Linked DNA regions of Homo sapiens: region 1 is linked to region 2. A link is a contact called in ENCODE Hi-C or POLR2A ChIA-PET data. All regions are on one chromosome and are shown on one strand. The core of a region is the stretch at or near the end of the contact, and the rest is flanking DNA. Distances in the headings are between cores, read along the strand shown.

The links. Hi-C counts contacts between places; a loop is a spot of excess contacts on that map. ChIA-PET counts read pairs that join two places held with the same protein, here RNA polymerase II (POLR2A). Pooled maps may share reads with other maps.
Region 1: a loop to region 2 is called in a map with no recorded cell type, with 6 times the contacts of the local background. The contact joins the enhancer-like site here to the promoter of ADD3 in region 2. A Hi-C loop is called at or near these places in 1 of 37 single-sample maps with no recorded cell type and 4 of 50 pooled maps. POLR2A ChIA-PET finds 5 or more read pairs at or near these places in 1 of 52 experiments (H1).

What each region holds. Positions count from the first base shown.
Region 1 is chr10:114,492,079-114,499,241 of GRCh38, reverse strand. All of the region lies in intron 6 of ABLIM1 (actin binding LIM protein 1), which reads left to right. Among named protein-coding and RNA genes, the nearest start is that of AFAP1L2, 91 kb to the right of the region's middle. RefSeq lists enhancers at 2,225-2,324, 2,455-2,534. Within about 2 kb of position 1,506, at least 9 of the 41 ENCODE cell types and tissues checked have a DNase peak (open chromatin) inside an H3K27ac peak, as active enhancers do.
Region 2 is chr10:110,006,581-110,013,941 of GRCh38, reverse strand. ADD3 (adducin 3) reads right to left here and starts at 5,958. Exons shown (of 15, transcript NM_016824.5): 1 at 5,643-5,958. ADD3-AS1 (ADD3 antisense RNA 1) reads left to right here and starts at 5,561. Exons shown (of 5, transcript NR_038943.1): 1 at 5,561-5,761. RefSeq lists enhancers at 1-43, 6,204-6,757, 6,758-7,313 and silencers at 5,226-5,635, 5,946-6,375.

The DNA.
Region 1 (7,163 bases), core at 257-2,756, 4.5 Mb before region 2:
AACAACTACTTAAATACTTCCTATCATCAGTGAAATTCCTGTGGAAGATGTTTTTCTGTCCCATAACTGAGGGTCCCTGTATGAGAATTCCTTTGGTGCTTTTAGGAGGTAGTTTAACAGGGTTAACGTGTGGACCTTGAGTCAGCTACCTGGGTTCTACCCCTAGCTCTGTCTTCTGGAAGCACTGGTGGGTTTGGGTAAAACAATTTAGTTTCCTTGCTTGTAGAACAAGACTGGAAAATAGCACCGACCTACCTCATAGGGTTGTTGTGAATCATTTAAAGTCTTGATACAAAGCCTTACACAAAGCAAGACCTTATAGAACTTCAGCCCACAATGACTGTTATTAACTTAGAATCAGGAAACCTACCTTCTGTAGTGACAAGTGTGTGTGGCCATTTTTTCAAACAGTGAGACTTTGGCAGCCTATCAGTTCCTCTTTTGCCCTCATCTGCTAAGAAGCTCACATCACAACAAACATGTTTGCCTGAGCTTGGGTCTTTTGAATTTTAAGGTTCTTGATCAATTGTTTTAAAATCATGTCCTTCTCTGATAAGAATCAGCCAGTCCTTTTTGAAAGTAGGCAGAACATAAGTTATAAGTGGATTAAGGTTGAACTTCAGGGCCATCTTCCCATCTCCTGGGCTCATGCCACAAGTAGAGCACTCCTAGAGAAATGGAGGCGGTAAAGGAAAGAAACTAAAAGGGACTGTCAGCAGTCCAGGAGCTAAGCAGGTTATCAGATGAGCAGATTTTCTGTCCAAGGATGGGTTCTAGAATTACAATTCTCTTTTTCTGTTCCCAGGAGCATATTACATGGGCTCAGGGCTTAGGGCATTAGAATTTCTCCTGGGTAACAGACACGGAGGAATCATTGGTTAAACTCCATTTTTCTGCCATCAAGAATGTTCTTTCTCTACCAAAATTGCTCTTCTGTTAGCACTACTATGTGAGCTTGTAGAGGGTATGGGATTTCACACCGAAACATAGAATTTTACAGCTGAAGAGGACTTGAAATTGTCTAGCCCGGCCCTTTGCATTTTTGAGATGTGTGTCCTGAGGCTTGGAGATGTTAAATAGTGACATATTTGAGGCCCTATGGATGGTAAATTGAGGTATGATTCTCAGACTTCCTGATTCCAAAGCTTGTAGCCCTTTCCCTGTACCTCATGTCCACAAAGAATTCGGAACTCTTTTCTGCTCTTCCAGACAAAGGGTTTCATAAAAAATGTTGTGACTTACACTAAATTTTGCATTAGAGTAGATGTTATTTCCCCAGAATCCTGGTTTGTATGCTAAAGTTCATACTTCAATTTAGAGATTAACTAAATAGCAATAATAACTACAGATGTCTGATTTAACCAGCACTATTAAAGGCAAACAATTTTTTGCACTTCAAATGTGTAGGCAGGTACTTTGTAAAACTCACCTAAATAAGCAAATTGTCAGTTGTTCATAGAGTTTCATGCTAGCCACAGTGTAGTCTTTTTATAAAAGCATTTTGAATATGTGAAAATGCAGAAATGGGGACGTGATTTTTTTTTTTTTTTTTTTTTTTTTGAGACAGAATCCGGCTCTGTTGCCCAGGCTGGAGTGCAGTGGTGCGATCTCGGCTTACTGCAAGCTCCGCCTCCCGGGTTCGCGCCATTCTCCTGCCTCAGCCTCCCAAGTAGCTGGGACTATAGGCGCCCGCCACCAAGCCTGGCTAATATTTAATATTTTTTTTAGTAGAAACGGGGTTTCACCGTGTTGACCAGGATGGTCTCGATCTCCTGACCTCGTGATCTGCCCGCCTCGGCCTCCCAAAGTGTTGGGATTACAGGCATGAGCCACCGCGCCCGGCCAGAAATGGGGACGTGATTTTTTTTAAGGAGCAGGGTACAAAGATAGATGGGGAAGAGCAGTGATGGCGCTCTGGTGAGCTCTCTAGCAGCACCGCTGGCCACTCAGGCTCAGGCAGGACGGCTGCCAGTTATGTGCCTGGGGCCAGGTATCTGGTAAACCAACCTTCATGCCGTTGTCTGCCACAACAAAGCTCCTGCTGGGCTTTAAAAGTTTATAGTCAACAGCATCCTCTCTGCAGTGAATTGCAAGCTTATTATCTGTTTCTTATATGAGCGCTATTTAGTCTTTCATTTTGCTCATGATCTGAAATACTTCTCCTTCTCCTAAAAATAACTCCAATTTAAATGATTTTGATTCAGCAACATCTGATTTTTGGTAAATTTGCATATGCACTGCCGTCTGTGTTCAGCTCTGTTACTTTTCCTGGCCTTGTGCACATGGCTTCTCTGTGAACCATCATGGGTGCCTATGTAAGGAGAAATGAAACAGAAGGGTGTCTCACACATGCGAAGGAGGGCCTCCTTTGTCTTGAGCATCTGACCCTGGAGCCTCTCAAGCCTGCACTGCTGCAAAAACAGAACGACTCCTCAATGCCTTTTGACTCTGGCTCACCGAATGTCTTGACATGTTCAGCATCTTGGGATGAAGGAAATACATAGGTCAAGACATCCCTGGCATTACAATGGGCTAGGGTTAGGTTTTTTAGCAGTGTTTTCTTTTTATATAATTATTTTATTTTATTTTTAAGTTCCATAGTACATGTGCAGGATGTGCAGGTTTGTTACATAGGTAAGCATGTGCCATGGTGGTTTGCTGCACCTGGCAACCCATCACCTAGGTATTAAGCCCAGCATGCCTTAGCTCTTTTTCTTAATGCTCTTCCCCCGCCACCCTCCCCCAACAGGCTCCAGTGTGTGTTGTTCCCCTCCCTGTGTCCGTGTGTTCTCATTGTTCAGCTCCCACTTGTAAGTGAGAACATGCAGTGTTTGGTTTTCTGTTCCTGTGTTAGTTTGCTGAGGATAATGGCTTCCAGCTTCATCCATGTCCCTGCAAAGGACATGATCTCATTCCTTTTTATGGCTACATAGTATTCCATGGTGTATATGTAGCAGTGTTTTTACTAATGATTTATAGAGCGAAGTCCTGCCACATGGGGCCTTGATGTAACTTCCATTCATCTTGTGAGTTGATAGAACTCTTATAAGTTGATGTAATTTCCCTTCATCTTGTGAGTTAATAGAACACAGTGACTCTCCTATGCCTGCCCAGGGCATCCAGAGAGCCTTTTACTGGCATCCAAACCACACTAATGTGCCTTCTTTTTGTGAATGACCTTGGGACTGTCTCTGAGCAGAGAGTTATTACATTGTTATTCGTATCATTATTGTTATTACTTTGTGCAATGTGTCACACCATTTTCAAAATGTCTTTTGGTCATCACACCAGTATCATTGTGAGGTAGTTACAGCAGTGACATACTGTATGGTTATTAGTGGTGGTACTGGGTAAGAACACTCACTCCAGAGCCAGACTGCCTGGGTTTGCATCCTGGTCCCACCAGTTCTAACTGTGACTGTAAAGGAGTTATAAAATCTCTTCAGGCCTCAGCTTCCTCATCTTTAAAATAAGGATAATAATACTTCCTGCCTTCTTAGGTTATTGTGACACAAATTGACTAAATGTTTATGGAGTACGTAAAAGAGTAATTGACACAGAATAATCACAGTATCATCACCAGCACTACCATCAATGTCAGCAGCAGCAGCAGCAGCAGCACCGTCATCACCACCACATCATCGTCACCACAATATCATCATTACCATCATCATCACCATCATTGTCTTCATTGTTGTCATCACTGTCACCATCATTACCATCACCTTCACCATTATCACCACTACTATCATTATCACCATCACCATCACTACCATCATCATCATCATCATCATCATTACCACCCCAGCACCACTCACCATCATCATTATCATCATCACCATCACCACCACCATCATCACCATCATCATCTCTACTTTACAATAGAGGTTCCAAGAGCTTGTGATCTGCCCAAGATCCCATTTCCAGTACGGGCTGGGGTAAACACTCTAGTTCAGGTGTCACAGCTCCAAAAGAAATGGACTTTTTTTTCCTCTTGGTCTTTATTTTATTACACAGCAACACAAAAATATATTTTTGTTATAAAGGGTTGAGATGATATAGCTGCAAAGGAGAATGTGAGGGTCCCTTCCTTTACTTCTTCCTGACTCTCACCTCTTGCTCCAAAGGTAACCACAGCAAACTAGTTGTATATTCTCGCTGTCTTCTCTCTAAGAAGGGCACACATATAAGATCAATATACATATACATGTGTGTCCTCGTTGATGTAAATAATCATAAGAGTGTCTGCCTTACAGGATTGATGAGGGGGTTGAAGAAAATTAGGCTTTTAAAGCACTTAACATGGTGCCAGGCAATATACTAGGTTCCTAATAGTGCTCTCATCAACTGCGTGGGGTAAGTTCTATTATTTCTACCCATTTTATTGATGTGGAAGCTGAGGATTAGAGAGATTGTCACCTGCACAAGATCACACAATACTGAAACTGGATTTGAATCCAATCAGACTTACCCTAGTGTCTCAACAGCTTTGGCCACTAGCTTATGTGGTTATTTTATAGGCATGATTTTTCCACTTGATTATTTTCTCTTGGTAATATTAGCTTGAACTGTTTCCATGTGTGTACATATGAGTTTACATCAGTCTTGTAATGGCTACATGTGATTCAGTATTGTAAGTACTTCTTTATTGGGGTTGTTTTCTGGTTTTGTTGTTGTTGTTGTTGTTGTTTGGTTTGGTTTGCTTTTGAGATGGACTCTTGCTCTGTCACCCAGGCTGGAGTGCAGTGGCATGATCTCAGCTCACTGCAGCCTCAGCCTCCCAGGCTCAAGCAGTCCTCCCACCTCAGCCTCCAAGTAGCTGTGACTACAGGCGTAAGCCACCATGCCTGGCTAATTTTGTTTATTTTATTTGTAAAGACAAGGTCTTACTGTTTTGCTCAGGATGGTTTTGAACTCCTGGGCTCAAGTGAGCCTCCTGCCTACGTCTCCCAAAGTGCTGGGATTAGAGGCATGAGCCACCACGCCCAGACTGGAATTGATTTTTGTATAGGTTGTGACTTAGGAATCTAGATTTATCTTTCTCTAAGTGGAGAACCAGTTGTCCTCTCTATTTATTAATCCATTCTTTCGGCTCATTTGAACCATTACCTTTATCATAAACTGAATTCTCTTGTATGTATGGCTATGCAACTGGTTCCTCTCTTCTCTACTGTTGATTTATTTTCTACTCCCATGCCCATACTAAAGTACTTTAATTATTTTAGACTTAGAAAAAAATTTTATGACAGGAAGGGAAAATCCTTCCTTATTGCTGTTCTCTTTCACAAAAAAGTGTATTTTTTGTGTGTGCATTTATTCTGTCACGTAAACTTACAGAAGCAGCCTGTCAAGGTCTATAGAGAAAATTCCTGTGGGTATTTAGACTGGGTGTTGCATTAATAGGTTCATTTTTGATAAATCAGCATCTTTACAATATTTAGTTTCTCCATCTAGAAATATCATACATTTTTATTTAGGTCTTTTATGTTCATCAGTTAAGTTCCATAATTTGCTTTGTGTAGATCTTGCATTGGAGGGTTTATTAGTTGTTATTACAAATGGGATCCCATTTTCCCATTACATTTACTTAATTTTTATTGCTAGTGAATAGGAAATAATGGTTTTTATATGTTAATTTTTTATCTAGCCATATGACTTAATTTTTGTATTCGTGATCTTTATACTTATTTTTCTTGACATCACATTGGCCAGGAGGAAAATGATGTAGAATGATATTGGTAAAAGTGTACACCTTTGTCTTGTTCCTGTCTTTAATGAGAATGCCTCGAACGTTTCACCACTAAATATGATAAATACACTTGATCAGCTTGAAGACATTTCTTTCTATTTGTAGCTTACCAGGAGGTATGCTTTTCACTGCAGACGACACCATGGTCTTGCCAAGGGGCCTTTATTTTTTCACTTAACATTTTCCTTAAGAGTCCAGAGATTGCCCGGACTAACTTGGGCCTCCCAGCACTGGCATCCTAGCTGAGCGAACCTGGTTTAGAACTGAGCACTTAGGACTGAGTAATGTCTTCTTTCTTCCTCCTTTCTGCTCACATTTGACTTCAGATGTCCTACAGGCAGGAGCTACTTTGTGTTGATATTTCCCGCCTTCTCTCGCCACTCTCCTCCAGCCCTACCCTTCCTTCTGCAGAAAAGTAAAAAATTTTACAAATAAATAAAAAGTAGCATGTGGACGAGGACAAGAGCACCACTTCTGGAATTTTCTGGCAGGCACCACTGAAAAGATTTTTATTCCTAACTTCTAATTTAAATAACTTCAATTTTTTTTTCCACCTGATTATCTTAAAGGGCTAACCACCACCTCACGTGCTGGTTGCTAAGTGGATCTTGTAGTTTTTACAGGAAAGTATGAGAAAGGAATTACCACGTGACATCTGATTTCCTGTTGCAGTTTCATGCAGGTTCTGATGCAGGATACAGTCATTTTTAACTCTTTCTCGGCCACTGCCTTGTACATGGTTAATGCAGAATAAATGTTTTGATGGTGGATTGATGGAAATGATTTAATCAGAGTCCATCTGAGAGTTCTTAGGTGGTGATGATTTTTTGCTAGGCTGTGAACGAAAGGATTTGTTCTTGTCAAGCATGTATGTGGAGCATGACTCTAATGTGATTTGGCACCTGTCTAGAAAATTGTCCCTGTATCCAGTGACACTTTGCTTTGGGGAAGTCAACACCTGCTGTGATGGCATCTGTCATATTTAGGAATGTGAAATGCACATGAATAATGCACAGCCACCTTAGTAAAATGCCTTCTCCAGAAAACTCTTCATGTAAGCCACTGGCAAAAGATTGTTGCAAGCTGCATAGAGGAGACTTAGGGCCCCCCTTGAGATAAAAACAGTGGATGATGTATTTTACTATAGCTTTTCTCACCTTGATGCCATTGGGGTAGATTTTATTATTTTCAGATTGTTTAGCCAAGAAAGCAAGAACCTGCTAAATATAAGGGTCATTTATTTTTGGTTGGTTTGTTAGAAACAGCATTAGCTCCCAACAAGGTGGGGTTTTGGGGAGATGGAGTGACTCATCTCAGGCATATGGTGTGTTAGTGGCAGCCATCCAGGTCAAGAGGGAGACATAGAAGCCAGAAACACCGAGAGGCAAGGCAGCCCCACCAGGCAGCCACGAGT
Region 2 (7,361 bases), core at 4,709-7,208:
CTAATGGTGACAAAGACATACACCGAGTTCCCATGACACTAAAAACTCAGCACTTCTCCAACCTGATTGCTTTTACATTGTTTGAGTTCCACCTCCTCTAGTAGGTAACCAACAAACCACCACAGAGGCAGAGTTAAACAGGCTGAGTCACTCACATCAGCACTCTCCTCTTTCATTCCATCTGAAAAGGTGAGCACTTCCTTTGGTGAGGGAGGGGAAAGTAAGAAATCACAAGAATAAATTTAAAGAGGTATGGAAGCTTAAAAAAATAATTTCGTGTATATTACTTGGAGTTAGGTTATCCTGCTTAATCCACTGCTTGCCTTAACGTATCTGTGATCACTGTTATTTTATTGTTTCACTAATATAGTATACTTCTTGAGACACTGGTTTTAAAGACATTATGTTACTGTCCTTAAATTTCTCAGAAGTGTTTTTACCTCCTAGCTGGTTGAGGGAAATGTTTATCCTATGGAAATTGCATATGCCCACTGCAGAAAAAATTGAGTTTCATAACCCTAGATTAAAACCTTAGCCTTGGCCGAGTGCAGTGGCTCACGCCTGTAACCCCAGCACTTTGGGTAGCCGAGCGGGGAGGAACACTTGAGGTCAGGAGTTCAAGACCAGCCTGGCCAACATGGCAAAACCCCATCTCTACTAAAAATACAAAAATGAGCCGGTAGTGGTGGCAGGCGCCTGTAATCCCAGCTATTCAGGAGGCTGAGGCAGAAGAATCGCTTGAACCCAGAAGGCAGAGGTTGCAGTGTGCCGAGGTCACACCACTGCCCTCCTGCCTGGATGACAGAGAGAGACTCCATCTCAAAACAAAACAAAACAAAAACCTAAAAATCCAAAAAAACCGTAGCCTTGTTTGAAGAGGTAGTCATCTTAAATGCCAGTTTATGTACCGTATACAAACCAATCTCCTCAGGCCCATTTTCATTGAAAGAAAAAAAAAAGTAAACATAACATATGGTGCTGATGCAGATCAGTCTGACTTCAAGTAAAGGCTCAATTTAGATCTAACCTTACCTTAAAGATATAAACCAGGCCTGTGGCTCATGCCTGTAGTCCCAGCTACCTGGGAGGCTGAGGTGGGAGGATGGCTTGAGCCCAGGAGTTCGAGACCAGCCTGGGCAACATAGTGAGAGCTGTCTCAAAAATACAAAAGAAGAAAAAAAAAAAAGATATAAACATATGCCAAGGCCTATACATCTTGTACAATAACGGTTCAGCTTTTAGTGGAGTTAAAACTAAGCAATATTATCTTCAAGAAACAAACTTACAAGAACAGTAAGCCTTTTAAAATCAAAGAGAGGTTTCATCCATTTTATACCTTTTGGTGATCATGCTACTACTATTTGGATTATGCTAGACAACTCTGAAAGCCACATTCATTCTTTAAGGTTTCTAGGATACTCTAAATGTATTCCTTCAATGCAGTTAAGTAATGTCCTAGAAGCCTGAAAGGAATTGTTAACGCAGCTTTTCAAACATACTCAACCAAAAACAGTTTAAGGAAACAAGGGGCTCTGATTCTCATTATCTGTGCTACCATCTAAGACTTTAAGTTAAACAGTACTTTCTTAACATTTAACATGTTTTCAACTGGCAATTCAATTTTGAACTTTGAGACTGGTCCAGATATTCAGCAACATTAAAATACACATGAAATAAATAAAAGATCCACAAACCTTTTTTCTCCAACACTTTTTTCCCACATAAAGGTATTACTCTATGCATACTGTTGGTACTCAATAAATATTACATTAATACACCAGGTGAATAATTTTTAACTTTACCTAAAAGGAAGAGAATCCCTCAAGTAGCATGGTTTGACATACGTATACATAGACACACACATCCATAATTAGCTACTGCAAGAATAAAAAATAATCATATTCATCTAAGGGATAACACACTTTTTCGTTCAAGCAACAGCCAATGAAAGACTTCTAACCTGTATGTTTTAGAGGATTCTTGATATATACAACCCATTACAGTAAAAAATTACAGTAAAAATTTGAGACTGTCTTGGCATTTGGCCAAGAGAACTGAATCTCTGGCAGAACCTGAAAGACCTCATAACAATCTCACCTATAAACACTCTGGCATGGACCCGGAGTTCAAACCATAGAGTATTAACAAAGAAGACATAAAGTATTAAGGCACTTATTTTGAATCTCAATGACATGACAGTCTAGGACTGTCCAATTAATTTTAAATTGGGTTTAAATAACTTCAAATAGGTCTACGTTTAAAAGGAAGAATAGCACTCGATTAGATATTTAAAGTTTTTTTAAAAATTCAAACTCTACATATTTAATATTTTCAAAGGAATCTGAAAAGCACTAATTATAACAAAAACAGTGTTTAGTGTGAGAAACAGATTAGTAACCTGTGTCTTCAATAAAGCTTGCACTTTCTCAATTCAACGCATGCTTGTTTTTAAACATTTTTTCCTAACATTACATTGCACTAAGTTGTCAAATGACATTTCATCTATCTACAATAATTCTAAACATTACTTAAAACAGCTCCTAATTTAGTTTATAATTTGTTTGACATATCAACTACAATGGTGAAGCAGCAACACACAGTTCCTTGAGGAATGTGAATGACAAAGTATAAGCCACAAGTTACATCTTTGCATTTAGGGTTCATTTTAGGAAGCAACTCAGGTGGTATTTAGAACAAACTTAAGTTAAAATTTATCTCAGGTTGATATGATGTTGGTAATCAGAAAGGTGATAAGGTTTACTGATTTACTGCAGAACTGGAATCTCCAATGGGAATTAGTGCCCTCTGGGCCACCTGGGGCCCTACATATCTGGTAAGCTTCAAAAAAAAAAAAAAAGACTTTAGTATCTTTAGTAATTAGAAAGATAGCACACTCTAGCACAAACTCTAGCACCCTAAACATATGTTGTGTATCAAAAGAGAATACCCTTTCAATGTCAAAAGGTGACTGTATTTAATGCGGATTAACCACCACTCCTTAGATTTAAGCATAACTTGGTGGTATTAATACCAGAGGATGTGGTTAAACAAGACATGTGCACCTGATAGTCGTGGGAATACTATGAAGACCTCTCACTGGTTTGCAGTAATTACCATGAGCTCAATAGCAACAAGGGGCAGTGGTTACATGGGCTCACTCTTGGGCCAGACTCTGGCTTCAGAACCAACCTGTGTCACCTTGGGAAGATACTTAACCTCTCCATGCCTCTGTTTAGCCACTGGGTTGTTGGAAGGACTAAGTAAATTAAATCATATAAAACTCTTAGTGCCTGGCACAGAGGTTAGGCAAATAAATATTGGCTATTACAAATATTTGCTGAGTCTTCACATGCTGGGTAGCATGACCTAACAGCCTTCAAAAAGATATGTCACTTTACATACTGATAATGATAAACACAAAAAGCACTGAATACAAACCCCATTCTAAGCACTTTACATATAACAACTCGGTTAAGCTAAAGTTCTGATGTGACTGTTCCCCAACACGCTACACAGTTTGTTCAGAGCCAGGTTTCTATGCTTTTATGTGATTTCTTCCCTCAAACACTTCTTATACTCTGATGACATGCATACATGCCACCCAGTACTGCTAACCAACTGCTTTGAAATGGGAGAGATTAACCAGCTAACCACCTGTAGGCTTACATGTGACAAAAGCACTCAGACATGATAGGCCTACTTCAGGAAGCCTCAAAACCTCAGAAGTTGGGCACCACCCTGTATCTAGGTTTTAGGATTGTGTGTAGGAGTTGGGCTGTTGCTGATGTTATGTTCTCTTGGTCTCAAAAGACATTCTGGTTTTACAAAGGCCAGATCTACACTTTAAACATAATTAGGCAGAATTCACATTCATGCCAGCATAATATTGAAGAAAGGGGTGAGACAGCAAAGTGTGTAATTTTCTCCCTTTCAGTCAATGCTTGAAACTTACATTACGAAAATACTATCCTTCTATCATGCAAAATATTTCCCAAGTGTCATATGATCAACTATGTCAAATGTTCACCAAACATTTCCTGATATCATATATGTAAAATGTAGCAATACATTGAATGTCTCATAACCAACTATCTCAAGAACTCCTTCAAATTATGTTTAACATTCAAAATAGATACACCCGTTTCTTCTTTAAAAACTATTACCAACATGCCAGCACTTCTGGGCACCTTAAGTGTTATCACAGACTGAACTCTTCAGAAAGATGAAGAGTTAAATGTAGCTGCCTTTATTTTATCCTGGTCCTCCTTCCATAAAGTTAATCTGCTCCATTTAAGCAAAGGAAAATAAGTTATAATGCAAGTACAATATAATGGAGACTTCGATATAAAAACTTTCTACAAATGCTCCATTTATAATGTTCCAGTTATTTATAGGGTTAAGTAACTTAACCCTATAAATGGGTTGGTCCCATAACTTAATTACACAAATATTTTTAACAGTCAAGTATTTAACTTGAAAACGACAAATTGCACTGTACTCTTATTTTTTCAATCTTTAAAAACACTCTCACTAGGAGTCTTCTAAAGCCAAAATTAGGAACGTACCCTGCACTATGTAGTCAGAAGCCATTCCAAGAAAAGCAACCATTTAATACTGCTAAATCTAAAATGCTACATAATTTAACGTAAACTTGCACGCACGTGTATGTAGCTAGTCCCATACCCCAGAATCTTATCAATTCCTTCCCCAAACTTGCATATAATCCTCCCTCAAAGCCTCTTGGCTAAGTTAAATTCCTTAACACTCTACCAGGTTAATTGCAACAGCACATGTGCCAAGGAAATTAGTGGTTTTCCTTGCGCTCCCATTTTCAACCGGCACCTACTTGCAATTAAATCTCTGCAACAAAAAAGTTCACCTGAAGCCGTTCTTGCCATTTTAAAAGAGGCCCAGATTATGCTACCTGTCTGTGGTCTTGCCTAAGCTATAATAGCCTACCTCCAAAGAGGCTGGACGTGCCCCAAACACCAGCACACCAGACCTGCTGCCAACTTCGCTTGTCACCCCTAGCAGGAAGCTCAACCTAACATGTATACGTTTGTAGGGGCGGTGTGTTTGTGTGTGTCTGTGTTGGGGGGTGGGGAAGCGGATTATAGGAGAAAGGTGACTGAACACTTTCAACTTGTAACAAAAAAAATTTTTTTTAAATGAGGAGAAAAACAACTAAAACCAACATTCGCTCCCTTTCCTCCACCTTTTCTAAGCGCAGGAACCTCTCACTCCCCTGGAGCGCACCTTCAGGGCTTAAGGTCCCCGGGGTCACCTAAGCTTCAGCCAGTAACTGATTTTGGTACTCCCCGCCTTCCTAGGGAAAACCAGCAGACGCGCGAAGCGTCGGGCCCACCCGGCGGCGCCGCAGGCCGTGCACCGCCACCCCCGGACCCTCCCCCGCAGGTACGCTCCCCTCTGGCCTGGCCGTGGTCCCCACTCCCGCCCCGGAAAAGGGTTCACCTGAGGCCGCAGGGACAGCCAATGAGAAGTCCCCTTGGCCCCGCCAGCCGCCGCTCCCTACCCCCGCGCGACCCCCAGTAGCGTCCCCAGTGCTAGCCCCCGCGCGGGTGCCCGCGTCCCGGCCCGGAAGAGAGGCGGGACGACGGCGCGTCCTCTCCCCGCAAGATTACCTCGCAGCGCGTAGCCGGCTTTGTGTTTCCCCTCCCTCCTTCTCGGCAGCCGCCCGGGCTGCAGCAGCCGCCGGATCCGCCGCTGCGGCCGCCTCTTAAGCGCCGCAGAGCCCCAGAGGGTAGGGCGGGAGAAGGGGAGGGGGCTTGAGGAGGGAGGGACCTGTACGCCGAGCCCTGTGCAGCAGGAAGCGGCGACACCTGGGATGCCGACGCCTCTGGCGCTTGCTCTGTGTTTTAAAAAATCTAATTTAAACCCCTCTTCTTTCCCTCCCGCCCCTCACACTGGCGACCGTTACGGGCTGGCGGCTCGCGCTCTGGCGGGACTAGCCGAGCGCCCCTCGAGCGTCCCTTGGTCCCGCCCCCTAACGCCCCGCCCCTAGGTCCCCAAGCGCCCCCCCCGGTCACGCCCCCAAGGTCCGCCCCTCGCAGCCCCCTACGCCTCTGGCCCCGCCTCTTGGGCTCCGAAGCCTCCCGGCCCCGCCTCCTCAAGACCTCGCCTCTGGCAGCCCCGAGCTCTCTCTGGCCCCGCCCCGAGCGCCCCTCGGGAGTCCTGGTCCCGCCCCCGCAGCCCCCTCCGCGCCCTCAAGCTCTAAGTCCGTGAAGCCGCAGCGGTGGGGGCCTGCAGGCCCGGCAGCCGGGAGGGCCTGGTTCGGGGCGGCTGCCTGGCGCCTTTTCAACGTCCTCTTCTGACTGTGCAGCTCGAATCCGCGGCGTCCCCGGAGGGCCAGAGGGGGAAACGACCCCGATAGAAACCCGACCGCGAAGGGGAGGAGGGGCGCCTCGGAAATGTCTCCCGCCCTAAATGAGCGAGCCCCCTACTCCTACTCCCGAGGCTGAGCCGCCGCTTTGAGTCAGCCTCGGCCGCCCACGCTGGCTGCTGGGGCTGTAGGAGGCCACTGCAAAGGTTCAACCTCCGCACGCCCCCCGTGGGGCCTGGACTTTGCTCTCAGCACAGCTGCCTTCGCGGGCGCCTAGTCCCCACAACCCCTGCTTCACCTCCACATAGGGGGAGGACAGGGGCTCTCGCTTCTGCTTCATTTGGACCCCTCGAGAGTCTTCACTCCCGCTTTGGCTCCCGGCCTCTGAACCTTATGAGAGCTCACTTCTTTGAGGCGAAAAGTCGAGGCATCGCCAAGAACCTTCAAAATGAATGCGGGGCCGGGCAAACTTTGCAACACGCAATTGCAGGGCTGTGGATCCATCCACAGGTGACACCGGGCCTCCCACCCCCCTCGCCCAGACATGTTTCTCATCCCAACCTATTCTTGAAATAGACCTCCCAGCGGTGCACACTTTTCTCTGCCACCCACGACTTCCACGTCCCTCCTGCACCAGTACACTTGCAAGCACACCCCTCCGAGCGCCATTCTAATGATTCATGGTCCCTTGGGCCAACCCCACCCTAACACACACAACAAACTTCGTTCCCCACCCTTATCCCCCTTCGTTTCCAAGGCACTGGCGACAATCCACTTCATTTCCTTTCCTCATCTGCAGACTCGTCCCCCTCAAATACCTCACGCCATCCGCCTCATCTTCATCCCCCCCCTCCTCCCTAAAAATGTGCTAATTAAAATGTAGTTTCCTCTTCCCACATATGAAGTGTGGAAAATGAATCTTGTCTTGACACAAACTGTGATGCATTTATCGTTTTCTCTCTCCACTGGACTAAGGCTGTAGAAATTTTAGTCTACCACCATCTCCCATTTGCTCAAAAAA